7 separate regions of the Mus musculus genome follow, and all the other regions are linked to region 1. A link is a loop called in an ENCODE intact Hi-C map of the cell type or tissue named here. Cell type or tissue: heart. All regions are shown on one strand. Region 1 holds the start of Gm13974 (predicted gene 13974). Region 2 overlaps Dph6 (diphthamine biosynthesis 6). Region 3 overlaps G630016G05Rik (RIKEN cDNA G630016G05 gene). Region 4 has its middle 59 kb from the start of Zfp770. Region 5 has its middle 29 kb from the start of 2810405F15Rik. Region 6 has its middle 2.8 kb from the start of 3110099E03Rik. Region 7 overlaps Gm13990 (a long non-coding RNA gene).

Evidence for each region. Hi-C counts contacts between places; a loop is a spot of excess contacts. Peaks named below come from ENCODE experiments on the same cell type or tissue, not always from the same donor. Only the 100,000 strongest peaks of a DNase experiment are listed, where the experiment ranks them.
Region 2: a loop joins it to region 1, with 9 times the contacts of the local background. A loop is called at or near these places in 7 of 42 quality-filtered maps.
Region 3: it touches region 1 in a loop (3-fold over the local background); 10 of 42 quality-filtered maps call a loop at or near these places.
Region 4: it touches region 1 in a loop (6-fold over the local background); 5 of 42 quality-filtered maps call a loop at or near these places.
Region 5: a loop joins it to region 1, with 5 times the contacts of the local background. A loop is called at or near these places in 12 of 42 quality-filtered maps.
Region 6: it touches region 1 in a loop (2.3-fold over the local background); 7 of 42 quality-filtered maps call a loop at or near these places.
Region 7: it touches region 1 in a loop (4-fold over the local background); 5 of 42 quality-filtered maps call a loop at or near these places.

Annotation. Positions count from the first base shown.
Region 1 is chr2:114,852,089-114,856,088 of GRCm38, reverse strand. It overlaps Gm13974 (predicted gene 13974), which reads right to left and starts at 2,193. Exons shown (of 5, transcript NR_166464.1): 1 at 1,925-2,193; 2 at 980-1,078. In heart, a CTCF peak has its summit at 2,052 (motif pointing left); no DNase peak of the experiment used is centred here.
Region 2 is chr2:114,620,550-114,624,549 of GRCm38, reverse strand. The region is part of intron 3 of Dph6 (diphthamine biosynthesis 6); the gene reads left to right. Among named protein-coding and RNA genes, the nearest start is that of Dph6, 32 kb to the left of the region's middle. In heart, a CTCF peak has its summit at 2,063; no DNase peak of the experiment used is centred here.
Region 3 is chr2:116,069,561-116,073,560 of GRCm38, reverse strand. The region is part of intron 2 of G630016G05Rik (RIKEN cDNA G630016G05 gene); the gene reads right to left. Among named protein-coding and RNA genes, the nearest start is that of G630016G05Rik, 4.3 kb to the right of the region's middle. In heart, a CTCF peak has its summit at 1,900; a DNase peak (open chromatin) is centred at 1,810; H3K4me3 peaks cover 3,509 bases; H3K27ac peaks cover 3,434 bases.
Region 4 is chr2:114,258,505-114,262,504 of GRCm38, reverse strand. No RefSeq gene overlaps it. Among named protein-coding and RNA genes, the nearest start is that of Zfp770, 59 kb to the right of the region's middle. In heart, a CTCF peak has its summit at 1,964 (motif pointing left); no DNase peak of the experiment used is centred here; H3K4me3 peaks cover 233 bases; H3K27ac peaks cover 429 bases.
Region 5 is chr2:116,103,383-116,107,382 of GRCm38, reverse strand. No RefSeq gene overlaps it. Among named protein-coding and RNA genes, the nearest start is that of 2810405F15Rik, 29 kb to the right of the region's middle. In heart, CTCF peaks have their summits at 968 (motif pointing right) and 1,951 (motif pointing right); no DNase peak of the experiment used is centred here; H3K27ac peaks cover 458 bases.
Region 6 is chr2:115,513,047-115,517,046 of GRCm38, reverse strand. No RefSeq gene overlaps it. Among named protein-coding and RNA genes, the nearest start is that of 3110099E03Rik, 2.8 kb to the right of the region's middle. In heart, a CTCF peak has its summit at 1,816 (motif pointing left); no DNase peak of the experiment used is centred here; H3K4me3 peaks cover 355 bases; H3K27ac peaks cover 2,333 bases.
Region 7 is chr2:116,819,568-116,823,567 of GRCm38, reverse strand. All of the region lies in intron 3 of Gm13990 (a long non-coding RNA gene), which reads left to right. Among named protein-coding and RNA genes, the nearest start is that of Gm13990, 57 kb to the left of the region's middle. In heart, a CTCF peak has its summit at 2,017 (motif pointing right); no DNase peak of the experiment used is centred here; H3K27me3 peaks cover 199 bases.

The DNA.
Region 1 (4,000 bases):
TACTCTAAAAGCCAAGTTCCTTCATAACTCTGAGGTCACATGATGGCTTGTCTTGGCAGGAACTGCAAGACCTGAAACTGTGGGTTACAGAAAAGAAAGATTTAAGAGCCTCTCACCTCACAAACTTGGGCATCAGGTCAGGGGCAGTGACAACTTGTCAGAGTCTTGTTTGTGGCACCCAAACACACCACGCACTGGGACTGCAGAGATGGCTGGAAAGTTAGCAGACTCTGGTTTCCTAGGTCATTAATGCTATTGATTATTTTGCTGCTTAAATACCGAGGCAGGAACTGGTGCTTGCCCCAAATACAACCAGTCAACTCGTATCCCCCTTGGCCCTTTAGAAAATGCAGATGTACCAAAACCTTAAAGCACAGCTGAGTTTAAAACATCCAGATATTGGTTCTTTTTTTTTTTAAGGAAAAGAAAAATGCTGGTAGAGAGGATATCCCCAACAAACTAAATGTTGATCTATCTTTTATTAATTTCATTTTTTATCTTCTTGTGTTCAGACGTTTGACAGCTGTGACATTCATGGGCAATGCATTTGAAAAAGAAGACATAAATATTCAGAGACGTATTAGAATGCTGTTCGATGTAAGCACCTGTCTACTTAGTGTTGACGGAAAATCATTTCTTTTGCTTTATGCGTGTTACCTCCAGAGACCACAAAGGTCCTGTTCTATCTAAAGAGCTGGTCCCAACTTCAGCGTTTGCTCTCACAACTGCAGTGTATATAGCTAATTAAATTTATTGAGAAAACAATTTTGTTTTATACTTTCAATGATACTTAAACAATTTTCTCAATCTTCATCTCGGAAACAATTATTCTCCCCCCCCCGCCCCCCCCCCCCAGGATTCAGTGAACGGAAAACCTGGTACAAGGACCTAAAACAATCACACTGCATGGTTTCCTTTGTCACCAGGAGAAGTTTCCCAAGCAGAACTTTCCAAGAGAAGTGTCAGAAAAGATACTCACAAGATCTCTGAGGGCCTTATGAGAAACATCACAATGTCTGCATACAGCAGACCCTCCTTCCTGTCTTCAGTGTCCCACATTTCAGTTACCTGTGGTCAACTGCAGTCAGAAAATAATAGATGAAAATTTCTAGAAGTGAATAATTCATAAAGTTTATGTAACTTTTATTATCCTACATTATTACAACTGCTCTATTTTATTGATTCCTGACATTAGTCTTGTTCTATGGCTAACTCGTAAGTTAAGCTTTTCATAGGTATATATGTAATAGGTATGGATGCATAGGAAATGCTGCAGGGCCAACGCAGCTCAGTACAAGCCATAGTTTTAGGCATCCATGGGGGTCTTGAAGCATATGTTCCTCTAGACAAAAAGAAAAAATCTTTTTTTAAGTTTAAGATTATGTTAATAGAATATGTAACACAAATATGCATTCGTTACATATTCTATTAACATAATCTTAAACTATCATTATTACACAAAGATATACAAGTCAAGTAGTAAAGTATCATGTTTAAACCAAATACATCATTTTTTCAATGTTCCCCCCCCCACCCCATCTCCTCTTAACAAGTAACTGTGCACAAAGAAACAGGGACAAAAAGTGGGAAGGACAAACTTCATCAGGATACCGGAAAGCTGTGGCGACCTCAAGACCTGCTTTTGCTACAAAATCTCAAAACCCCATAAAGGTCCCAAGTGTTCATACTGGGTGTGATTAACGTAATCGTTCCCCACAAAGACTAGTTTCCTTTCCTAAGTTAGTCAGACTGTTGAAGAAGGGTTTGCCAAGGGTTAACGCCTGACTGCTCAGCACCTCCTTCAGCGGAATCCCGGCTCAGAATTACAAATGTACCCTATTATCAGAAATATAATGAAACACAGACCAAAGTGAATGAAGTCTAATTTTTTTGGCTTTGACATTTCTCCCCATTTTACTTTTACCTGACAGGAGTGTGTAATGATGTTAGCCCAGCCTGAAGAGATGGGAGCCCTGCTTGGAGAAGAGAGGCAGGCAGCTAAGTCCGCAGAGCTCACGCTTCCAAACCCTGACAATGCTGCCACCTACAGGCTAAAACTTTCAAGGCCGATTCCACCAGCAACTGTTTTCCTACCCCTAACAATGAAAAGCACACAAGCTCACAATAGAACACAGCCAAGTCCCAAACTCAGAACCCTGCAAACAGTTAAGTTACCAGGTGATAGCAAAGAATGGGCCCTTTCGCTTAGGTAGTGCAGTGCTGTTCCATAATTTAATTAGGATCATCACATGGCAACCAAAGCTGTCTAGAGGAATTACGAGCCACAAGTTCAGATCACACGTGAATCCTTTTGCTCAATTAAAGCTAAGCAATTTTTAAGGGTCCCCCCTCTCTTTGCAGTATATGCAAAGAGCAGCGAAGCGTGGCCTACATATTTTTCGCATTAAAATTATTACATAAGGCCTGTAGCATTTGAAATACTATGGAAATCAAAATGTTACACTCTGACCTTGGGCATTTAAACTTCGTCGTTTTGGAAACTATTGTTGCCCTGTTTGCTTTGTTCTTAGAAAATTACTGTGGTTAGTTATAATAGCTGAATGAATAATTACTGAGGGAAGGGGGAAAAAAAGGATGTAATAGTGGCGGAATGGTTCTCGAGCCTGCATTTTACTAAACAGAGTTTTAATTCTGTTTGAAGTCCAGGCATCGTGACTAATGGCGTTAGCCTTCTCTGCCTTCCCTACTGTACCTGTCAATAAAAGCGATTGCTTTGTTCTTCCAACTACCGAACCTTCCTAACCTTTCTGCCAGGAAAAATTGCAAAGAATCTGATAAAGGGAAAAAAATAGTCTTCTGGAGGAGCCGAATTCTAAGTTGATGTAATTCTTATGGATTAAGCACATTCAACAGCATATCAGCATGCTAGGCTGTAAGTTCATTGTGAAGCATTTCTCTAAAGTTTAAAACTGTCTTCAGCTTTCTCACTAATGATTTCAGAGGACAGGGCTGACAGTCCTTATTTCTTTTTCCTATACGTAAAACATGTATATTCAGATACCCAAATTATAATTCTTATCAATCACCAATTGTATCATCGGATTCTGATTGGTCTTTGAATCTCTCCAACAAGCACTTGCAAGTCAAGTAGCCTGGAAGTTTTCACAGATGTGGAATTCAAAATTAACTTTTAAATGATCAGTGGGAAGAAACACACCCTTCTTTTAAAGGAGCCTTGTAATAAGGCATACAGAATAGAAAGATATAAAGAAATCAGGCAGTGCAGCAAAGAACATTACATTAAATTGAGCATCTTTGCAATTCGGAAGTGATTTATTTGTTTATCTATGTATGCATGACACACCTCCTGAATTTTCATATGTATTTCTTGAAACAACTGAATCAGGATGCAGAGCAGAACTCCCAATACTCTGAGATGTTCTCCATGAACTCAGAGCTCAAAAAGAACATTTTACACGTTACAGTATTGCAGCCTATTTATTATTTACAATAGGAAGAAATCTGGGTGTTAAGAGTATATACACACATTGCATTTGACTCACGGATAGTTTATTAGCTTCTTAGATGAGTTACGAAAAGGAAAAAAAAAAACAGGATGAGATCTTTATTTTCAAGAAAATCTGCAAAGATTAAATCTCTCCACATTTGCAGCCAGATATTTGCAGAATGAACAAGCCCTTTAAACACTCGCTGAATTTAGTCATAATAAGAATATAAATACAATAAGAGATTCCTAAGGGGGATGTGATTTTTTTAAAAAATTTCCATATTCACTACAATAAATGTTATGCCTAGAAATTTTATAGCTAAGAGAAACACAGAAAATACTATACCCAGAGCCAGAAGACTGCTCCAGTACAAAGCAAGTCTGATATATTGCCTTCCAAATACATTGCATGTCCCTGGTAACGTTGTAAATTATGGTTGCAAATGAGGCCACAAACAAAATTTTGCTCGAGGCATGAATCATAAATTCAAACAATAATCATCTCCTACGTGAGGCACAAATACTTTGTTT
Region 2 (4,000 bases), 230 kb after region 1:
ATCCCGAGTAATGTAATGTGAGCACTAATTAACGGTAATGACTGCTAATCACTTTGCTTTTATACTCCTTCAGGAGCACTGCTATTATCCAACGTAGTTAAGTAAAATGGTTGTATGTGAATCAACACTACTGCATCCTCCTAGCAGCTATTGCTCACAATCAAGCTCTGCATAAATTAGAGTTAACGAAAATTGATTTTAATATGCTAGATTTGTAAAACAGTAAACCGAAATATCTTGTTAAAATTCTGACTGTCAAAAGGCTATTGTCAGCTGATTTTGCAGTTATCCTTGTAGTAGATAGAGAACACCATTCCAAATGCACTGTCCACAACCTGTCCTAGATTTCTTTGAAAACATATGTGACTCATAGTCATGATAGCACTTTGATTTTGCTGGAAGCGTTTATTTTATCAGATCAATGAAAAAACAATAGGCTAATGTTTAATATTTCTAAATTTGTCTATTGACTTCCTAGAGGGTCTCCCAGATTTTAAAGTGATATAGTCCATTTATATAACCTTGATTCATGGTATTGTACATTCATCATTCATTAAAAAGGGTTGCTTTGTTATGTTTAGACCCCTATAAAAGCTTTCTGTTTATTTATACTTATTCCACATACCTACACACTGCCTTGCCTCAGGAGAAGACTAAGTAAAACTCATAAATTAATAATTTAAGGGAGCAGTACTCAAGTAGCATTTTGGTTAAGCTAATAAGTTAAAGCCTCGAAATTGGTACCAGCAACTTTAACAATGCTTTACTTTTGACTTTTATTGGCTGAAAATAACTTGTTAAACTGGGGCTTTTGTACTAAAATGAAATCTTCATGCAGTCTTAAATCCCCTTCCCTTCTTTTTGATTTACAAGCAGGTTGACTTATTGTAGAATTTTTAACACTTTTACAGTTCTGTGCTTTGATTTCAGAGAAGGTGTTAATCTCCCTGGACATTGGAGAGTAACAGAGGTGTGTTATGTAGTGAGTGGCTTTTCTAGGGAAATTTGGATTTTATAGTAGAGGTCCAAGCTTTATGATAGTACCTGTGTACATGGTGATGTATGGACCATGGTGTGCTGGTGATGTGTTTGGTGTGTATTAAAGGATTATCTTCTTGTCTCCTTTTGCATATTATCTCTAGTTTCTTGGGGCATGACATTACCATTCTCATAACTAGTGAATAATTCGAGATACTAGTTTTTAATTATCCAAATGAAATATTTTTTATGTTATTGGTGGTATCAAAAAATTAAATCTGGCTAAATAAGGAAGTATAAAAAAATTTAAATGGTGATATAATATGAAGCTTTATATCATGTATACTAGGTTTATTGTATATATTGAAAGCATAGGTATAAAACAATTGGTACTGCTTATAATTGAATTTAGTGCCAAAAAATTGTGACAGAAATGATGTGAATTTTTATTTCCTAGGTTTGTAAGTACTGTGGGTAACACTGGCACTGTTGTCCAGTAGATGTTTTTGAGAAAAACTTGTGTTTTAAAATTATGTTCTGTATTTGTATATTCCTGTGTAATAAAATGTTTTAAAAGGTAAGGATTTCAGTTCTCAGTTTTTGCTTTTTTCCCAGTGTTTACTTTCACGTGAGAATGATTGATCTGTAGCTGTCATTTTACCCAAAGAGGGGACAAATGCAATTGGCCTTTTAGACAAAAGTATGCAAACAGGCTGCATTCTTTTCCTGATAGAATTATGGAAGGATTGCAGGAGGTGCCACACTCCTTTTGGTATTGACTGTGAGGAGGGCTCTGCAGTGGGTGCTGTTTGCAGTGGATAAGGAGGCGCTATGATTAGTTCCCTTTCTTGGGAAAGCACTACAAAGGGAAATGAAAGGAGCCTGCTCTGTTCTCAGCCTGACACTTGTTTTTGTTAAGTTTTTCCCCTTATTGAAGTCCAGTCTCTTAGAAAAAAATATACTTTTGGTTTTTTCCCTTTATATTAAGCTTAGTAGATTTCCATTCCGTTTGACCCTTTAGAGAAATTATAGAATGTTTTTTTCTTAAGGCTTCTATTGTAAAGCGTCAAAGCTGGTGCAACAGTGCCCTCTGTAGTCTTTTAGGCTCAGAGAGAGATGTGGATGAATTTGCAGTGTCAGGTAAAGAGCAAGATATTTAAATTTAACCCCCCCCCCCCAAAAAAAAACCCACCACCACAACCAACAACAACAACAAAGAAACCTACAACAACCAAGAGGTCCCTTTTTCCTAAGCAGACATTCTTGTTTTTCACTATTGGCTTAACATTAGACAAAGGGAACAAAAGACCATTCTGAGTTTTCATGTAGAATTATGGGCTACCTCTTGTTGCTAACCCAGTTTTATCAGACATTAATCAGAGTAATTTGAGATAGAAGGAATCTTACAAGCTGTACGGCCTCTTCGTGAAATACCTTTTTTGAGGTTGAACTCCAATAAGAGTATTTAAAAAAATTTAATTCTTTGTACTTGCTTCTTAATTAGAATCTTAGTGGGCTGCCTAGAACTTAACTTTTACTTGTTCTGGAATTGGATAACCAAAGCTTTATACATGAGATTATTTAAATTCAAACCGAGGCAGTTACATAATGACTAAAGTATTTTTCATTCATTAGCATTGATTTAAATTGTAGATTTCCCGTTCTCCCTTTGGTTAAGTATTTGGTATTTGATTGTACTTGTCTGAGTGGATAGCCAAGTCTATCATTGTGAAACAGAACTAAATATGTGAATTTTATAATTGATTATAAAAGCAGAGATCATGTTTAACATTTTTAGAAGATAAATATTTCAGCTTGAATTTATTATACTTCTAAAGGTTCTTTAATAAATAGCCAATCAACCTACATCCTATATTCTGTAATTTTCACTAAACAGCATGTTAAACAGAATTCCAAATATCTGAACCTGATTTGTTTTTTTCCCCTTGTTTTTTGATTTTTTTTTTAAATCTGTAAAATGGGACTAGCTTATCCTTTGAGAGTTTTGTAAAGGATTAGAGATACTGTGTATAGGTTGTGCAGGCACTTTCAATTTTTCAAATTGTAATTTTCAAATTTCATAGAGCAAAAGTAAATTACTTTGTTTAATAGGAAGACATTTCAGTATGAAATCTAGAGCACACTTAATGCGCACTGTTTTAACACCCCTCTCTTGAAACTTCTGGTGACTTATGTGAATCTGAAACTTGGCACAGAATTCCTTGAAAATGTGGAGTGGCAAAATTACATGTGCATTGACTTTCAACTCCCTACAAATGCCATTTTCAAACATCTTAGACTAGCATCTTTATCAACTAAATCTTAGTAGCTGTTCACATACTTAGCAGTATGCAAATGCTGATGATAAACTTTGGGAGTAATCCCAAGGATACCTTCCCCTCAATAAACATTTGTTTACCACTAACCAGGAACAATACAATAGGTAAAGTAGATGAAAGTGTTTTGTCTGCTTAAAGTGTCTGCTTGAGGGAGTGCCTAGGGCCTCTTCCTTGAAAGAACTGAGTTAGAAAGCACAGGTCCTCTCCTTTGTGCCTTTGGATGGCTAATACACTTTCTGTTTTCTATAAGTCTTTCAATTTCTGCCAGGTAATATTGTACCAGGCACTTAAAAGACAGTCAGTTAAAGGATACAGCATACAGAATTTTTGAACATCAGTCTGTCTTATGCATGTATAATTTGAAATTTCGTAAGTATAAAATGCGCAATCTAACATGCCTGTGTAACATTTCATAATTATTTCACTTCAAAATATCTAAAACAAGCACACATGCATCATAATGAGAAATTGGTTTTCTAATGAATTATTTGGCCCACAAGCAATAATAGAAAATGAATAGCAGATATTCAGAGCTTAAATGCTGTTGGTTAGCAAGTGCCAGTGTTTTAAAGGGGGGTTACTTGAACCTTTAGACATTATAGACGACCCAGGAAAAGAAGCAGTCCTATGGAGAACTTCTGAATTGACTCTTCTCAGTTATAGTTTTTACTTAGTGTTACATC
Region 3 (4,000 bases), 1.2 Mb before region 1:
AGTTGAGAAGCAGTGACCACTTTAGCTTAGGCAAAGATTGCAGAATCCTTTGAAAAAGCTGACAGGGATTTTCCAGAGAGGGGTGGGGTGGGGGGAATCCTAGGGTGGGCATTTTATGCAAATGAACAAATTTGAAATGTAGTACATATCCGGTATAGTAAAACTGACAATTCTGACAGTATTGACAACATAAATATATGTTTGAACACCGCACTTTCAGACACTTAACCGATGAAGCAATAAAAAAAATTCGACTACAATATTTCAAATAATCGACATTGATGTTTTGATACATCATTTTTATCCTCTGAATCGATCTATCACTCTCAGGCTGGTCAATTTTAAGTAAAAATGGGGAGCAATTATTTGCACTTTGACTAATGATGACCTAATAACAATCTTCAATTAATTACACCCAAACTGTGCTTTCTTCCCTCATAAATGGGGGGTGAGTGAGAAAAATTCTTAGGGAGTAGAGCTGGTAGTAGGGCACCCTTTCTGCTATTTTCCATTCTGTTTGTCATTTGTATATAAAGAGGTCCAGAGTAGAGCCTCGTTCTTTCGTTCAGAACACTTACAAAGGAAAGTTGCTCATGCCTGCACTACACACCTTTTAGGTATGTTAGGAGATGTAGCCTCCTTTCTACTTCGAAGCCGTTAGGAGTTCCTAACAAGCCTTCTGGCCACGTGAATCCCAGAGTTTAGAGGAGTACATGGAAGGAAGACATTTGCTTAAAGCACAGATTGGAGCTTTTTCTCAGGTTGAGTGTGAGGGAAAGGGATGGAGGAAAGGATGAGAGAGAAGAAGAGGATAAACAGAAAGAGGAAAGGGAGGGAGGGATGGAGAGAGGGTGGGAGAGAGAAAAGGGGGGAGAGAAACAGGGCTGGAAGGAAGTAGGAAGAGGGAAAGAGGGAGGGAGAGACGGGAGAGGAAGAGAAAAATAGAGAGTATGAATGGATACAGCAGCCTATCGATGAGCCACCTAGCAGGGCTTACTGTCTGGGTCTCGGTCTTCCTTAACCTCGGCTCGCACCACTGAGCGGTTTTAAGTACAGGAAGATGCGTGTAACTCCCGTTTAGCCCCACTGGCTTACTCGAACGGTGTGTGTTGGTTCACCATGTGGTTTTTCTAGGGGGCTTTCCTAGTCCCACTTTGACACTTGTCTCTAAAGTGTGCGCGCGTGTGTGTGTGTGTGTGTGTGTGTGTGTGTGTGTGTGTGTGATTGGTGGGAGTTCTGGGAATAAATCTGGCTAACTGAGGAAGAACAAATGGACAGGCGCCTTGGATGTAGACTGCAGACTGAGACAGTCCCTTGGAAACCTAGATTTCCCCGGGGACGAGAGCACCGAGTATCTTATTCCCCTAAACAACAACAACAACAACTCTGTCCCCTGCTGTGCTGTCCAATCCCTTCGAAGCCTCCTTTCTCCCACACGGGGCTTCCTGGCTTTCAGATCTCAAACTTATATAAGCTGTACTAGCCGGAATCCGGGAGAGAAAAAAGTCTTGTTTCCAGAAAACTTCCCAATTGTTAAGCCCCTTCAAAACACCACCCGCGGAGTGTTGGGCTCGTCAACACTTTTAACACAGCTAAGGTGCTCAACAAAGGGAGAAGATGAGTGTGAGTCACTCTGGATCAGGACTGGAAAGTCTTTATGATCTGGGTGGCCGACTGCCTTCTAGTTACAACCGTCCAGTCCGGGGGGCGGGGGGTGTCCCTGTCTGCATTGGAATCTGTAGTAAAGACTAGAAAGGGGCGGAGGGGAAAAGAAGGAACTGGAAATGGGATACAGAGCGCAAAAATGACAAGAGATAGAGCAAGAGGAAAAGGAAAAGGAAGTGAGGAAGGGCGTGGGAAGGAGAAACTGACAGCGCCACGGTGCACAGAGTGTTTGGAGCCCCGCCAGATAGCGCTAGAGGGCTATTTATTGAAACCCGTTCTTTCCGCGCCATAGGGAAACAGCTAAAATGGGAAGAAATCAAACAGGGCAAAAGCAAAATGCAACAATTCCACTCCATCTTTTTTTTTTTTTTAACCTGTCGGTTCATTTGATCGTATTTCCAGGGTGAAAAAAAGTCTATGATAGAGCACGAAGGTGTGAAAAAGGAAAAAAACCAATAAATAAAAGTAAACACAAAGCAAAAGCAAAAATAAACCAGTAAGGTGGTGGTAGTAGTGGTGTGAGGACAGGGGCCCTTTCCCAGGGTAGACACCATCTAGAAAGAGCACGAACCAAGGTAAGAGGTAAGCAAGTGAGCAGAATTCTTTTTACTGTAACTTTTCAGTTATACTGCGGAGAAGGTCAAAAACAGTTCACAAGGATGAGCGGAGGTTTACGGAGAAGAGACGTTTTAAAAGTAATAAATGGCTCCAAGGGCTGGAGTGTGGGACAAACACGTTAATAGAAATGCCAAATAAAATATATATCAAAAATTCCAACTGTCAGCCAGCAGGACCAGGGCAGAAGACAACCTAAGCCCTGAGCCTTTGTCCCAATAACATAAGACTCAGGGCTGTTTCTGCAGGACCACAGCACCCTTGGAGAACAATTTACAGACAGCCCAGGAATCCTGGAGAAAGGGGGAAAGGACTTTTAAAACTCACCCTCCTTTAGAACCCAAAGGAAAGTAGTGCAGATGGAAAGAGAAAACCTGAGAGCAGAAGTGGACATGGCAAGAGAAAAAGCAAATGGATCGTGTGTTTTTGAGGTCCCACCCCGGCTAGATTCACTAATTCAAGGAAATAAAGGTCCTTCGTTCCTATTGATATTTTACTTTTAAGTATCAACCTTGTTTGTCAAAAACCCTGGCATTTCCTATGGCTAGCCTCCCGTTTTAGCAATGAGCTTTCCTTTGACCCAATGAAACCCCTCTTAACTCAAAGGAGTAAGTTATCTTCCATTAGGCTGAGCAGAACCTCCCCAATTCAAACATAATCTCACCTTCTTTCTTCAATAAAACTCTCCTTGATACGAAATATTCCAAATCAAAACATTAACTAAAGTTACAAACAAGATTAAGGCTGGATTTACTGGCTCTGGTAATAAAGCATCAATTGTTCTAACTGTTGAAAAGAAGACAAAAGGGATTTAAATCTGGTGATTTTAATACACAGATTAACACTTCAGGACCTCACAGTTCTGAGGAATGTGGAGTTATCTGTGCAGAGGATCTGGACATTGGGGAGGGGGGATATAAAAAGAACAGCCGCAATTACCACCTCAAGGAGGCTGAACAAGCACAGCTAAAATAAAGTTGGAGTTTATAAATGCTACTTCAAATTAACTCCCCTCCCAAAAGCCAATGCCGTTGGACTACAGAACTAGGGGGCTTATATTATTCCCTTAAATCCTTAATGTTACCTATAGTAACATTCCACAAGGGATCAAAAGAAGAAAGGGAGAAATAGAAAGGAGTGCTTTTCAGAAGTCTAGGAGATGCTTCAATAAGAAAGGGGGTGATTAAAAACAGACTCTTAAATTTGAGAGGCCCAATTCTCTTTCTCATTCACCCCCTTCAGTACCCCCCTTTTCACCTCCTTTTTAATTCAATGTTCCCACCCCCCACTCCAGAGCTAAGTAGCTGATTTAAGATTGTGAAGAAATAGGTTTTACCAACCATATTTGTTCTGGGGCACTTGTAAAACGCGATTTGTAGAGAGTCTTTAGCCTTCCAATTGTCTTTGAATTGTTTTTACTGAAACAGATCTTTTGCAGTTAATGAGTCCCCACACAGCTGGACAGCTCCTCACGGACACTGAGAACTCTAACCCCAAAATGACCCCAATTTGACACCGCAAGATGAAATTTTACCGCCTGTTAAAACCATTTCCAGCCTGGGCAGAAGGGGCTGACTGTTGACTGAGGTGTGCATGGCGCCTGTGACCCCCATCTCTTGTCTGTCTCTGGGGCTGCCCCACCTATTTCCCTTCACCTCAAATGTGGGAGAGTAAATGAATCCACAAAGGGTGTGGAGTGTGAAGCTCTGAAAACAAGGTG
Region 4 (4,000 bases), 590 kb after region 1:
TATAGCAAGAAAGTAAGCACATATCACAGACAAATTATTTTATATTAGTGTATAATTTTTAATTTCCCCCCAAGCCCCCTAAGTAGTCCAATATCAGAAAACTTTGGTTACCCTAGAGTTTTCTAAATTTATTTTTTTTCTTTTAAATAAATGTGTCTTTAGGTAGCAGGGTGCGCAGGCTAGTCATGCCTTGTGACATAAGAAGAAAAAGAAAGGGTTGTTTGTATTGACCATTCTCTCACCTCTAGGGCTTGTTTGCGAGACACCACTGGAAAATTAATAACACTGAACCAGTTGTGATGATTATAGCAATTTCCAGAACTTCTCCGTTAATATTAAGATTGGGAAAGTTAGAGCTTCTAGAATTTAAGTCTTCAGTTCAAGAGGTAACCTCGTGTGAGGTAGGGATTGGTGACATTATACCTTGTGTGTATGTATAAATGTGTCATTGTCAACCGTGTGTGTGTGTGTGTGTGTGTGTGTGTGTGTGTGTGTGTGTGTCCTCTCCACCCTTACACATTTCTTCAGGGAGTCACAAATGACTTATTAGCTTTTCTACTCCCGTTTCATACCATCTCTGTGGCCTCCCCAGCATCCCAGCTCCTCCTTCCAGATGAACTGTTCTTTCCAGTCCCTGACCAAGCAAAACTCCAGTGAACTCAGAAGCCCTTGTGATAGACGCGGGTTAGAGACCAGACCTCTGAGAGCACAGCAGTAAGTGGTTCTAGGGTAAGTAGTTGGGAAGAATAAAGATGCCCCTGACCAACATTGACCAACAAACATTGGCACTCCAGAGTCCCACATACACAAACTTCTATTGCATTGAGTCAAAAGAGGCCATCCTCGGGGGGGGAATAAGAACTATTAGCTTTCCACTGCTATCTGTTTTTTGTTCCCCGTCTCATTTTTTATTTGATAATTTGTGGGACATTTTTTTTCTATTTTGCTCAGTTTCTGCCTCCATTACAACACCCAACACTCTAATTAGCTTTTGTATGGGACAAACAGGAGGTATTGCTTCTGGCAGGATAGGATTTTCTGTCCTGTTGATTGATGGATTAATTTTTATTGAGCACAGTGTGCTACCAGCAGAACCAAAAGTCCGGCATGCAATTCCAGCGCCAGTCACTTACGTGCTAATGAAAAGCAAGACAAAGCGGTCATCCGGCCAATGGCTCCTCTCCACCCTGCCCCCTCTCTCTCCCACTTGTTTTGTTATAATAGACCAGTAGAGGCTGCCTAGGAGAACAACTTGTGTCCTTGCTCAGGTAGCCACCGTTTTATAGATTCTTACCTTTGTGTGTGTAAATTCGTATCTGAAAACCTTGGGTTTATTTGAGTGTATATAGCTAGAAGTCTGTCACCGTTCTCTTTTTGTCAACCCATTCTCTTCCATGCTTCGTAAAAGGACCAATGAAGAAATACAACAGAACAGTGAACAGGCAGCTTGGACTTCGCCTGAAACTTGAGAGGCTCAGAAAGAAGTCTCCTGGGCCCACTGAGGCTAGTGCGGTGAGACCACCTCTGCTGCCACCCAAACCAACAGCTAGCTGGCCTTCAGCTTATCAGTACAAACGCCCCTGCCCTCTTGGCTACGCACCCTAATCTTCAGTCTGTTCTCGAAGAGTCTCAAGAAGCCCTGCCCCTGTTCTGTGTGGATCTGGGTTGCAGCCATTGAGCCTCTTTTGCTGGGAAGGCTCCCAATAGCCTTCAACAAGATTAAATGCACTGATTTCTACCCCCACCCCCCAAAGAATCCGAGTTTTATTCTAAACATGAAATTTGCTTCTAGGTTATTTTTGTGAACGTTAGATTGCAGGAAACCAGACAGTGGGGTTTTGAGGGCATAGGAGAGGAAAGGGAAGGGCAGAAGTTGACCTGTGGTGTGGACTTTCACTTTAAACCTCAGCCCTGATCATGAGCCTCCTGGTGCATTTGATGGGCTGCACTGCTCTCTAGTGGCTAAAAGAAAGAACACATGCTATAATCAAACCTCCCTAAAATGTAAGGCTACTTTGTTAATTTTGGTTCTTGCATTCAGTTTCAAGAGTGCTTTCTTTTAAATGTGGAGAGAGAGAAAAACATATTTTTGGCGTGAAAGTACAACTTCTTGCTGAGAATGGTAGAACACCCCTTCTCCACTTCTCTGCCTCGCTTACTTCTTCAAGTGATCTATGCTCTTAGGGGTCTGCAATCTCTGGGGCCTTCGAGAGACCCATGCACTGGGAAGAGCAGCTGGGGGAAGCTAACATTTATCCCCAACACACTGGGCAGCAAGTTATGTGGGAAGACACTGGGAAATGCATGCTGTCGCTGCTGCCTCCATGGGAGGGCTTTTTCCTAAGTTTTCTCACAAGCCTGGATCTGTCCCGTCACAATAGAACCGTCTTCCACCATCACAACTCTCCCAATGTACCTGTCTCCAGCACACTATCATCCTACTGGCTTCCTGCAGCTCATCACCCTTCAATACGGACTTATTTGCGTGGTCGTTGTTTCTCCTGCTCACAATATGTGCTTCGCAGAAGCGGGGACCACATCTATCCTTTTCACTACTGTCTCTCCAGATACAAGAAATGTGCATATGCTCAAAACAAGGCAGACTCTAAGTATTTGCAAATAAATAAGTGAGTGGGGAGAACACAGAAGCCCTAAGCATTTCCTTCCTGTCGACTTCTTTCTCTGAAACATCATTGCCAGTATTAGAAAGCAAGTCTTGTGGGTGAATGCAGGATTTCACGAAAACCTGTAAAATGCAAAAGTTCCACCCACACTTTCATGGAGGCGGCAGACTAGGTCTGGAAAGTCCCAAGATGAGGCTTAATTTCATTTTCTAAGTCTGATTGTTCGTGCTTCTCCTTCTACTGAGCAGAAAGTATTATTGTACACAGGTGCAATCTTCTAAATATAATAGACATGCATAGAGACAATCCAAAGGGCTTTTTAAATCTTTAGGTTTTAATAAACAAATCTCAGTTGGTAGCTTATTTAATCAAATTCACTTAAGAGACATAAGCTTAACATACACACTCCACCCTATCAGGGGAATTTTTAAGGAATTTTCTGAAAGACATTTCTTTTTAGGAAGACAGCATTTGCCTCTGTCTCAATGTCCTTGACTTCACGATTGAAGATTTCTTTAGAAAACCTCATTGTTTTAATTACCCGTTTCCCTTTTTCTTTCCTTTTCCTTCTTTATTCCACTACGAAATAAGTATTATGACACTTCTAAGCACCGTTTTTAGTAGAATTCAGTCATTCTATATCATGAAAGGATGCCTTGTGCATTCTGTACCTTCCACTATTCTGTGACCTTCCCTCTGCTCAGGGATGTATGTGGGACTAAAGAGCTCCTGCATACAGAAAGAAACCCACTGGCTTAAGCCTTGCCCTCAGCAAATCTGGATGCTGAAAAGCAGAAATTAGCCTGTCAAACAAGCATGTGTGTAAGTTCTATACATGGACTCCATCAGTACATATCTGTGGGCTTTATTTGCCTTTACCATGTGCAAGAAAGGCTCAATTCAATACAGGACACACCTGTGAAGTGAAAGGGCCTCTCCCTCCACAGAAGTTCCTATGAGGTATACAGATAAATAAAGACAGGATTGTAGAAGAGTGGACTAAACATGAAGAGAGAGTCCCCTGGCAGGAACCTAGTATGTCAAGAAGGAAGGCTTGTTGTTGCTCTTGTTGTTTTTCAGAGGTGGGAATGAAAATATAAATGAGGAAAGAGCTTAGAAAGTAGTTTTCCATCCAACAGGACAACAGGTATACCCAGGCTTATCTGAGGAACTGGAGGAAGCTGTGTCGTTGGAGGAGCACGTACAACTTGAGAGAGAAGAGGCAGGGAAGGGGCGAGAAGGCTGAGGAGAGCACAGCACATCCCACAGAGAATCTTACAGGTTATTGAAAGGCAGCTGAATTCCAGCCAGAGGGCAAGGGAAAGCTGTTGCAGGATTGTAATCAGAGCTGATGTGATCTGTACAGCCACAGTGTG
Region 5 (4,000 bases), 1.3 Mb before region 1:
AAGCAGAAAGAAGGCCGCAGGGCTGTGTTAACCGCAGCGCAAAGTCTTCTGTCCCCATGAGCCGCGAGCCCAATGGATGCCGCAGTAAGAAAATGTCGTATATGACCTGCAGACGGGAGGGCAAGTGCGTGGGCTTTGGATACCAACTAGGGAAGTGGTTCAAGAGTAAGAGGCCACTCAGGAGAAGGGGGTTGCTTGAGCTATGGCCTTGGTGTTACCCCCGGGAAAGCGAGCAGTTACACTCAGTTGTGAGAGGTGCATTAACCTCGTCAGACCACTAGGGTTCAAAGTGTTCCGTAAGGGGTAATTTATTAAATGGCTCCTAATTGCTTGGTAATGTACCTTCCAAAAGTCATTTCTCTGCGCTGTGATTAGGCCTGGGCTTTGCCAAGAGCTGTCACTCTCTTGCAACTCCAGAGAGATGTAGGAGTTTAGCCACTGGGCAGCTGTGTCGCTAACCAGAGCTCGGAATTCCACCATTAAAGCCGAACTGTCCACCTAGCCTCCAAGGGTGTAAACACTCAGATACAAAATTGGTACACCATATCTTTATGCCTCTTATTAATTATACATGAATTTGAATGGAACATGAGCAACCAGCTCTATTGTTGTGGAGAAAGGATACAGTTTTTTTTTTAAGAAATCGATCATTTTGTGACATTCTTTCTTCAAGATACAGAAATAACCATGCAATATATGTGTTTTTGCCACCTAAAAACAAATTTTGCTTGGCCGCCTTTGCTCCATCTGGAGGATAAGCAACACGAATCTCTGGCACGGCATTGGACAGCTTTCAGTCATCCTGCTCAGTAGTCAACCTTGGGTTTGTTTGTTTGTTTCCTTCAGTTGTTCTCCTCAGCGATCCTCCTCGGGAGTCCTCCTCTACAGTCCTCCTCGAGAGTCCTCCAGCTTCACTCTTTGACTACATTTCCTAAAGACTGATTCTGTTAATTAACAAGACCAGCAGAGGGAGTGCGAGAACCCTGTTACAGAAAAAAAAGAAAGAAAGAAAGAAAACAACTAATGGAAATCAAAGTTTTAAAACTCAATACCAAGCAGAGATAGGAAGTCTGGTGTTGAACTGCAGAGGCATAATCTCAGGATAGAGGCATCCACTTTGGGTATGAGGCTACAGCAGAGGAAAGAGCTCTGCCAGTCACTGCTAAAGTCTACCACACTCTTTGACTTCAGGATGCAGCTGGCCTGCTGTCTCCAAGCCGGCAGGGTAACTACACCAACAACTTCTATTAAGATCAGAAGGACTTTGGGCCATAGTAAGAGAACGAATTTCTAAAACTGAAAGGTGAAAGTGATGTAATTTATGTCTTTCATTGTTTACATCAGTTTGTAGACCTGACAGAAAGGACAAACACCTGGGTATTATCCTCCAACACTCAGGGACAAAATGTGAAACTTGGACTCAGGGTTAGATATACATCTAATTAGCATAAATGGATGAAAATGATCAGATTACAAAATAACTCAGAGGAGAGATCCAGCACAGAAAAAAGAAATCATATAATCAAATCCCAAACTTGGTTTTACAATTTGTTTTTACAATTTCCAGACTACTTAGAGAAGTTAGGCATTTTCTAAACATGTTTTGAGATTATTAGAAGAGGCTCACTCAGCTCTAGTGGTTAGTGGGTTATTTAAGACCTCGGTGTCCCCTGAAGGGCCTGTCGGAGCTGTGTTTTCCCTGACTTTAGTAGGACTTCTCAGGACATAATTGTGAGATCCCAATAACCATTGTTTCCCGACGGACATCCCTAAGAAAACAATGAATGACACGGGCAAACCAGGCTTTACCACATTCAGCCAAATAAAATTCTTTGTTTTACAAACTTTGAATAAGCCTGAGGATATTGCAACTTGTCTGGAAGTTTGGCAGGGAGGGAAAAAAAAAAAAAAGAGGTTTGGAAAGTAAATATTCAGTTCTGGTTTCTCCAGTAGATGTCACTTTCTGTACACGGGATATGACACCAAGCTTTAGGAGATGCTTATGGTGGCAAAAATTAGCGTTGGTTCCAGACAAATGCCACCACTGCTAAGCTTCCAATGGCTTTTGCTTGTGTTTGGAACCTTAAGGAATAGTTAAAGCAAAGTAAGTTCAGTTAGTTATCTGTCTCCCGCATCTCTAAGTAGTGTTGGTCATTAGGTATAGTGTGTAACACAACACTACTAGTGCCTGCTCTGTGGGGTTTATTGTTTGGTTGGTTTTGATTGTTGGCTTGTTTGGTGTTGTTTTTAGCATTATTCTAAGCCACGGCATAAAATGAATTGGTAAAAAAAAAATTAATACTGTCTTCAAGAGAAGAAGCTATCATCAATTATGTGCCCCGTGTTTACCAAGAATCTAATAGAAAGTGAGATTTACTCGCCTAAGACTCTTTCAATGTTTGTCTTCCTGAGTCGTCTACATGATTCCAATATTCATGTCAGTGTCCCTTGTCTGAAGTAGGAAGAGGAGAAATCTAGTGTTCTGAGGTGCTCTACTCTTTATTCTGCACCAGAATAAAAGGGAGAGAGAGTAGGAAGGAAGGAGGGGAGAGGAGGAAGGAAAGGAGGAAGGAAGGAGATGAGGGGGAGGGGGGGAGGGAGGGTAGGAGAGCATTATACATTTTAATATCATTTTTATAGCATCCACACGTTCAAGAATGAAAATCAAAAATTAATAGCTGGAATTAGATTAATACTTCCTAAAATACTTTCAAAAGTGCTCTTTTCGTTTCTAGACATACGCCTCATTATGCAGTTCTATTTGTATTCCAGAGCAGTTGAGTTTTATATTTGAGTTGTTGTAATGGATGACTTTGAAATGACAGGGGACAGTGCATTTTTGTTTCTTATTGATCAGCTCAAGGCTTTTGCTTGTAAATACTGTGCATTGAAATAACAAAACAGGCTACAGAAGCTTTTAAAAGTGAGACCGTCAGGGTCACATTTGATTCAGTCGTTGTATTGACCAATGTGATTTGATAATTGACAAATTAAGCTCATGAGAAAATTAGATCAACAACCACTTTTATTTTTAGATGGTTTAAACAAAAGAGATAAAATTTTGGGAGCAAATAATGATAGGATACTGGAACAAAAACTGCCCCCACGAAGGGAAAACCTGGGCATGCAACATTTTACAAAACAAAGAAATCTGCCTGGCCCATCAAAATAAACAACATTTAAATGGTTGCTTTGGGTTTTAAATATTTTTGCACAGAGCAGACCCTACGAGATTCTTATCTGAGCTAGAGATTTCTTGACATGTTAACCGGGCAGCTCTCTAGCATTCCTCGGTATCCTGGGCTAAAACAAAGAGATGACAGGGGTCGGGGTAATAGAGGAGGCATCACCTTTAGGCTCCTGGATTTCGTGGAGCAGGACACCTGGCTTGCTTTTAATTCAGTCAGAGTTAGAAACCCACTTCAGGAAAAAGCCCAGAGTTTTGTTTTCAACCATTCTAAGCAAAGGGAGTAACCAAAAGAAAAGCCAGGATTACAGGGCTCAACCAGGACTTACATCGCCCAACTTTGAGAGAAGAGATCTGATCCCACACCCCCACGCCCCAGCTTGTTCTCGACATTATCTTCAAGTAAATATTATCTGCTGCTTTTATGAAAGGAAAGAATGTCACAAAAAGTGTCGTGGAGTTGAAGCCAACCGCTTAGTATCACAAGGCTGAGGTCCTTTATTTTGATTTGAACCCTAAACAGAGCTATGCTATGTGCACAGAGCCTCAGGCTGCAGACTCCTCCTATGTAAAGCAGGCACCAGCAGGCCTGTTAGTGGCCACTCAGGCCTGAAGCCAGCAGGGCTGCAAATTCCCCAGAGCTGGGCTTCTGGCTTTGGCCTTTCTTTGTCCTCCTCCCCTCCCCTCCCCTCCCCTCCCCTCCCCTCCCCTCCCCTTCTCTCTCTCCCTCTCTCCCTCCCTTCTACCCTCCCTCCTTCCTTCCTTCCTTTCTTTTCCTTGTTGATGTTGGGGGGGGGGGGGTAGTGGTGGTTT
Region 6 (4,000 bases), 660 kb before region 1:
CCTTGTTTAGTCTGGAGAGGCAGAGCTGGAGGGCTTAACAGCAGCCCTCCCTTCCATGACAGAACACAGCCCTTTGCAGGTAGAGGTGAACAGCTGGTCTCTGTTTCCTCTGAGGACAGTACAAGCCGTGGAGTCTTAAGTGCAGTCAATGGGGATTCAAGCAAGATGTTAAGAAGCCTTCCCAACCCCAGGAGATGTGCAAGGAGAGAACCATCAGGTTTTCTGGATTTAGGCTGTGTTGAATTATGGTTATTAATTATATTTTAAGTCAGAAAGTTGAAGTTGAAAAATAAAAAGGAAAGGACAATCTTCCATGCAGGACCCCAGAGAGGAAAAGAGTGGATAAATTGTGATCTGGGGCCAGAGACCATATGGGATGAATGAACAGTATCACTTAGGATATTTGGCCGGAAGAAAACGAAATACAGAATGGAAAAAAAAAGGGGGGGAGGATTGCATACATCAAGAAAAGAAAAAGAGAAAAGTATGGGAGGTATTTATATTAAGCAGACTATTTTAACCAAAGTTTTGTTTTTGGTCATGGGAAAAGAATCCTAATTGTCCAAGTGTGTGAGAAATAGTACTCGCTGCTGGTTAACCCTGTTTTGTAAAACCGGTGTAGTCAAATATGAGAATCAGGGCCAAGAAGCAGATTGGCCATATTTTATTTCTGCCTTTACAAAACAATACATGCAAACCAGAAACGGGATGAAATGACTTTTCAAAGCTTTCCCAACCTTTTGATTCTATGACATAAAGGGAAATGGTGGTTATGAGTCAAGCAAACAGTGAGTACATACAACACAAATCAAGGACTAGAAACGTCCACATCAAAGAGGCAGGATCCGGATGGTAGGGATTACTAAAATAATAATAATGATAATAATAATAATAATGATAATAATTCCAAGCATCATTGACATTGTTAGCAGGGGAGATACAGACTGAGTGGCCAGTGATGTAGGCCTTGTGAAGATCAAGCTAAGGAAGGAGACCCATGATGGGTTTAAGAAACTTAAAAGTCTAAGTCTTGCCGAGTGATAAGAATGTTGCTTTTTAAGGCAGTCATCTGTGGTTGCAAACCTATGTATGGTGTTTGGGATGATTGCAGTTGTAGAAACACAGACACAATGATGGGCATCTCACACAGCAAATAGCTCAAGGATGCACCTTAGCCTTTAAGATCATGACCAATGTTAAATTATTTCATCCTTCTTTAGCCATTTTAATTCCCACACTACTCAGAATTAAGTGTAAGTGTTCCAGTTTGCTGTACGGTGGGCCTGTGCCGGCACTCCACTCCCCGTTTTCAGGGCTAGTTGTGATCAACGTTCTGGTTACTGGTTATATTCTGTGACTGTTGAAATGGGTAAGACCCTCGTCACACTGGGCTTTGCTGAGCCAATGCCGGGTTTGCTCATTTAGTATGTTCCATCTGATGGGTTTTATAGTGCATTGCTTTGTTTTGTTTTTGCTTTTTTTCTGGCATAAACTTTTCTTCACTCTAAGTAGCAGAAAATAGAATCATGTTTGTATTTGTCAACATAACAGTTATATATAGCTTATAGTATTCTGGTACACAGAACTTAATCAAAAATAGATTGCTGGCCTTTTTTTTCTGCTTTTAAAAAATATGCTTTGAATTCACTTGTAAAATGATTTGGGTTTGGAAATCTTTCTTTCTTTTCTCTCTCTTTCCCTGTCTCTTTCTCTGGCTGTCTCTGTCTCTGTCTCTCTCTCTCCCTTATCTCCCTCGCTTTCGACAAAGAAAAGCCTTTTGTTCTGGTCCCTGCCAGTGCCTTATTCAGTGACTTTCTGCTGTCCCCTAGTGGCCCGTTAATCTTTTTGACGATGGTGTGATTGTCCCTGGAACCAATTCTCCTCTCTTCTGTTTTTTCCCTCCCTTTCTGACTCTCATCAGCAGGCATTTAAAACATTTCTAAACAACCCACGAGTTACCTTTTAGAAGCAGCAACTACATTCTTCAGCATTCAGTCTCTGCGCTCAATTATACATGCCCAGGGAGGAGAAGCCATCTAGGCACACTCTCCTGTCCCCTGCCCCATGTCCTCCCAAATTCAGATTCTCGAAATTCTAACACAAAATTGATGAAAGCAAAATGCTGTCGGCTTTGACTGTTCCTAAATGCCAGACGGTGGTGAAGTGTAGTTTGTGACAGGTTAGACTCTTTATGTCAATGGGTTTACAAACAAAAATTATCGTATTGCTTTCCTTTCTCTTTTGAAAGTTCTGCTTGGTTACTTTCATGTTTGTAGTTGCTTTTTTTGTGGTGGCATTTGTCAAGAAGTAAAAAAATACAACAGCATTCTCAATATTTGAAACATTAGATTAATTTACTTATGTGAAAGGCAGATTCTCATTCATAGTTACCAGGCTGGCTTTAAGAGATAGGGTCAAAATTTTCTCTGTTACCTCTCTACCTAAGTCCAAAACTTTCAATAAATGAGAGCTGGATTTGCTATTTACATCTTACGTCATTAAGCCACATACGTTCAGTTCTAATGTGGTGCTGGTAAATTTCTTAACAAATTCTTTCCTTCCGTTTACTAGTCATTTCAAACTGCACTTAATGAAAATGAGATACCTAAGTTTGTCAGAATCCGTAGTTCGGTTTTTAAAATTTAATATTAACCGATTAAAGACAGTAAACCTGGCTTGTACAACCCCTTTAAAAGATGGTTTAAAGCATTACCGAGACTTTACAAGAAAAGAAAAAAAAATCCCAACTTGGATGAAATCTAGCCCATTAATTGAACATTAGAGAAATCTGAGCTGAATGCTGAACTAATGATCGCTTGGCTCTGCCTTGTTTGGCACTTGCCATGGTTTTGACAATGATCACTTGACTAGTAACACTATTTTCTTTCTGAACTCAGGGGGAAGAGGGTTGGGAGCGGGGGAGGGGAGAAGAAGGCGCAAAGCCTAGGTCCTCCTATTTCTTGGTAATTCCAGTGTAGTCTGGCTGCGTGGCAGCGAAGGAGCTAAGCTGCAAGGCTCCCTTCAATGACATGAAGCTTGTTTCTTCAAAGAAAAGTTGATGCAGTTTTTAAGACTGCCTCTTTTCTGAAAGGTCAGATGGCTGCCCAGTTTAGTCATTTCGTGTGTTTATGCATGCCTCCGCTGGGATAAGGCATTACAAAACAAAGCCCCGGATTGCAATCAATCTTGGCCTAAGTGCAAAGTCACCCGACCAATCTCTGGAATCCTGTGCCTATCATGAGACAGGGGGAAGGAAGGGCTTGTGCCTCCTGCACTTCTTCTCAAGAGAAAAGACAAAACCCCTTCCTAAGCCTTTGTAGGGCTCCTGCTTCTCCTCTGCAGCCTGACCCATCTCTCAAATTCAAATTACAGGGTTTTCTAAAAATACATCCTTCATCAAACATCCTAATTTACAGTAGCTATTTTTCACAGAGAAATGCCTGATTTTTTGTTCATTTTTTCTTGTTATTGTTGTTGTTGTTGTCTAATTCAGATTGTAAATGTCCTAAAAATGTTCTCCTGGAGTTATTTTTAAAACCTCATGGTAAGTTAGGTGTAAATACTGTGACTATTACTGGGACCTTAGGAAGCAACATATTTTTGACTGATTCCTGGAGGTGAGAATGCCATTTGGAATTTTAATTAATTTAATTTCCATTTTAGATAAAATTACTCTGAGAAATCTTAATTCTAATGAATAAATGGATTTTATTTTTTCTTTTCTTTCTTTTTTTTTTTTCCATTGAAGATTCCATTAGAGTTAGGGAAAAAATAGAGGATAAAGTTTCCTTTAAAGAAAAATTAAGGCTACAGACAGCCTTAATAAACCTTCTGCAAAGTAATCGAGAATAGCCAGTGGTCTGTTCTCTGCAGAATTAGTTCTTCCAAAACAATACTAAAACTGAGCAGTCGTACTTTTTACAACTCTGGAGACTATCTAAACAAAATGAGCAGATTTATAGGGCTATTTTTAGTGCGCGTCACTGCATTACAGTTTACA
Region 7 (4,000 bases), 2.0 Mb before region 1:
CGCATTGGTTAGAGTTATTCAAGCATGAAATATTAAGAGAAGTTTTTTTTTTTTTTTTTTTTTTTTTTTTTTTTTTTGTAGAAGTAGTAGGGGACAAAATAATTATCGGCTTGTACTACAGCTCAACAATTAACAAGAAACAAAATCCTTTCTTAGGCTTAAAACCATTTCTACATTAAGCACCGTAGCTCTTTCCCCCTCCTGCGGGCCCACCCACAGGATCTTTCCTGGCTCTGCCTGTGTCTTTGGGGTCTTTTGGGGGCAGGGATGTAGCAGTAGACATTGGACCAAAAAATAGTGTGTTTCCTAAAGCACAGAGTGCTCTCGTGTCTCCTTTGAAGTTATTGCTTTGGAAATGGACACGGATGACTTACAGTGTGTTTATGGTAGGTACAGTGAGCAGTGAGGAGATAGGAGAAGAACAATGCAGACTCTGGGGTAGAGAGTTCATGAGGACATCACAGGGATGAGTCCAAAAGGCAAAACAATTACTGCCATCGTGAATACTGAAGGAAGGGCAGAGAAATCCAGCAAAATATACCTAATAGATAATATTTGAGTTAATGATGATCTGAAGGCTCGCTAGCATCTCCAAGGAACTGGAGTTTTCCTGTATCCTGTGGCAATGACATTTAAAAGGACTTTTCCATTCAGGCCCTAACCACTTGGGTGATTCTGTACTTAGCTAAATAACTGAAGACGCTCTGGGTTGTAAGGCAATTTCTGTTCCCAGCTGCATTAAAATGCTATTATTAATTATCTCCTTTGGTCTACCATTATGCCTTTATTACACACATATTGTTGGCCTCTGTGATTATTGAAAGGTGGTGCCATACACAGAGGCATTACGCTTAAAACAATAGAAGCTGTTTATTTGCTTGTAGGAGATGTCAGGGGGAGACAAGCATTGTTGGCTAGAATTGACTTGAGGAAGTAAGGGGAGACTGATCGCAGCTCAGCCTAACAGTGTACGAGACACACGCTCCTACATGGCGGCTTCCATCATGCATTTCCCACGGAAGAAGGGGTGGGGGAGTGGGCACTGAGTAAATGAAGGTGAATACAGACTCAATTGTCGTGTGTGACAAGACACTTTCTCTCTTTGTTTAATATATAAATCAGGAGCACTTAGGAATTGATATTAATTAAAATAATGTATTTGCTTTCTTTCAACAGTAGTGTCAGCCTTGTTAAAAACGGAACACTAGATCTTCAATTAGACTTTCAATATTAAAAATCTCTCATGAAATATGAATTAACACTTAACTTGTTGCTCATCAGATTAAAGGAGAGAAAAGTGCAATGGATACTCATCTTTAAGCTTTCCTAACCCTGAGAGTAAGGTGATGTCCAGAGGCAGCACGGATCAGGGAGCTACTATTGTTACCTTCCAATAGGAGTGACTGCATCTCAAGAGACAGCAGAGAATGCCATTGTGTCCCCAGTATGATCTTCACATTGAGCAGCTAATGCATGGTGAATCTGTAAATGTCCTACAGTGAAAATGTAATTGTCCTTAGAATTCTGTCAATGTATATTTAGGGACAGGAACAGAAAGGGGCTTGATGGTGCTCTGCAGTCTCCCCCACATTCAGAAAGATTATGAAAACACTATGAAACGTATTGTATTTAAAGCACATGTTTTCTCTTTAGCTATATTGAAGTCTGGAAGCCAGTGAGCACTTCCAAGGGAGCAGGTGGAGAAAATGGCATTGCCTGCTCTCTTCAGATAGACACTGGATGTCATGCCATTCTGTTTCACTGGTTGCCTGAAGTTCCACCAGACATAACTGAAATGGCCAGGCTCAGGCTTCATAGTGCATCCAAAGATACATTATGAAACTCGAACGATCTTGTTGGCAATGTGTTGGCTTTGGTGAAAGCTGCCCATAAATGTGCTTGCTTATAAAGCACATCATTGTTCTTTTAATTACGTCCCACCTGGATTTATACATATGGAAAAGGTGACTGAATTTTAGACCTCTCTCCGGGAGTGGTGTGCACCAGAACAGAGAAGCCACAAGGTGGTGGTATGGTGCCATATATATACATTTTTACTGGACAACAAGAAAAGGGGGTTTGTTTAATGAGCTTGCACTCACAAGCCTGCTCATCTAGTGAACTGTGACTTTTCAAATACCAACCTATTAATGTCAAAGGCAATACTGAAGGGAACAGTTCTGTTTGATTTAAAAAATACAGACAATGTGAAGTCCACTATGGCCCAGTATCTATCACCTATGGGGCTCCATTCATGCCTAATGCTTTATTCAAGCTAAGACCTAGTTTTTAGATATCAGATTAATACATATCTGCAGCTTTGCACCTTTCTCGTTTGATTTTTTTTTTTTTATCATCAGGGCTCTCGGGGGCCATTTTCATTCCCTTACTATAGCATCCGAAAGCAGGTGGATTAGAGATAACCCTCATTGTGCTTTGTTTTGCTCCAGACACTGTCATTAATCATTCCGTAAGCCACACTTCACTTCTAGTAATCAGCACTGGCTGCTCCTGAGCTGGGCGAGGATTGCCTCTCACTGTGTAATATGGAATTGGAAGCGAATGGCTGAGGCCAGATGCCTCTTCTGCATTCGCTGGCTATCTCATCATTTAGGTATTTATCCACCTTGGGCTTGTACGGAGAGCACCTCTCTCCTTCCCAGGAGGGCACAGATTGCAACAGAGGATCAGATTTGTTACCCGGGCTTTGGGCTTTGATTGCCCTCTTATAAGTTCAGGATTAAAGTGAAATTTCCCACAGGGCTATGCAGGATTTGCTAGCATTTAACTGTTTAACCTGGCTGTTTGTGAATGAGAATCCTGTGGTCAACTATCCCATAGAGGATATTACAGTAAGCCGAGCCTGAATGGTACACATTCCGGCGTGTTCCTGTGAAGATGGGTGCAGTTGATTCCAATTAGCTTCGTGTCTGATGCTGGTTGTATTCACGCACACAGAAAGCAGGAACAGGGAGGTAAAAGCAAGTCAAAGCACTCTCATTCACAAAATATCCATATTGGTTTCAAACAAGCACAAATGCTGTCCCTTAAACGATAATTTCTACTTATGCTTTAAAAAAAGAGGCAATTGGAGAATTATTTAGTTAAGCACCAAGTTTTCTGTTTCCTGTAGTTATTTTCTATTCTTTTATTTGTTTATCATTTCTAAGGTAGTTTGTTTAAAATACCACGAAACTTAGAATATGACCAAAGCAGAGCACAGTTTGTTCATTTGTTTACTGTATGCACAGTGATCAGTATGCATTAGGGAAGTCTTAGGCTACACACAGTACTTACAGATAGAATTTCCTGAATCTTTGTTATTTCTGAAAAAGAAGAAGCCTCTAACATTCCCTTTATCCCCCAAAACTAAGAACAGGAAATTGAGGGAAGAACTATTCAAAAATCAAGTCCATATTATCTTTCCCCCTTCTTTTGTTGTTATTTAGGGTTGGATCTATTGAAAGGAGTGATCTGAAGGATGCTAAAATGATTTTTGTTACCTGGGTTGAAGGAATGTATGCCCACCCTTGTAGCTAAGCTATTTAATATGCTTTTTATATGCTTAAAAAGAGAGTGTTGACTTCGTGGTGTGCTTTCATGGCAATCAGCAGAGTAGTGAAGCAACAGAAATATGGCATTTGGGAAATAATTCTAAACTTTGTGGTGAAAGGGTTTGCAAGATCTTGAACCAACAAAAGCACGGACATTTTATTCTTCTGTAAATCTTCCATTAAATGTTTTAAAGAACTTAATTTTATGATACAACAAAAAAGGTGAGACACATTTTCAGTCGTAATAAGCAAAATAAAACAATGCACATCTGGATTTTTTTTTTTAAAAAAGGCTGGGTCATGGACGATTGAAACATTGAAAACTAAAGACAAAAATCCAAAATCGGTTTTAAGGATGTTGATGGAAATCCTCTTATAGCGGCTTGCGTGGGTGGCAACTGGATCATCTGTGGGGAACTGAAGCTGGGGGAACCACGAAGCTACGG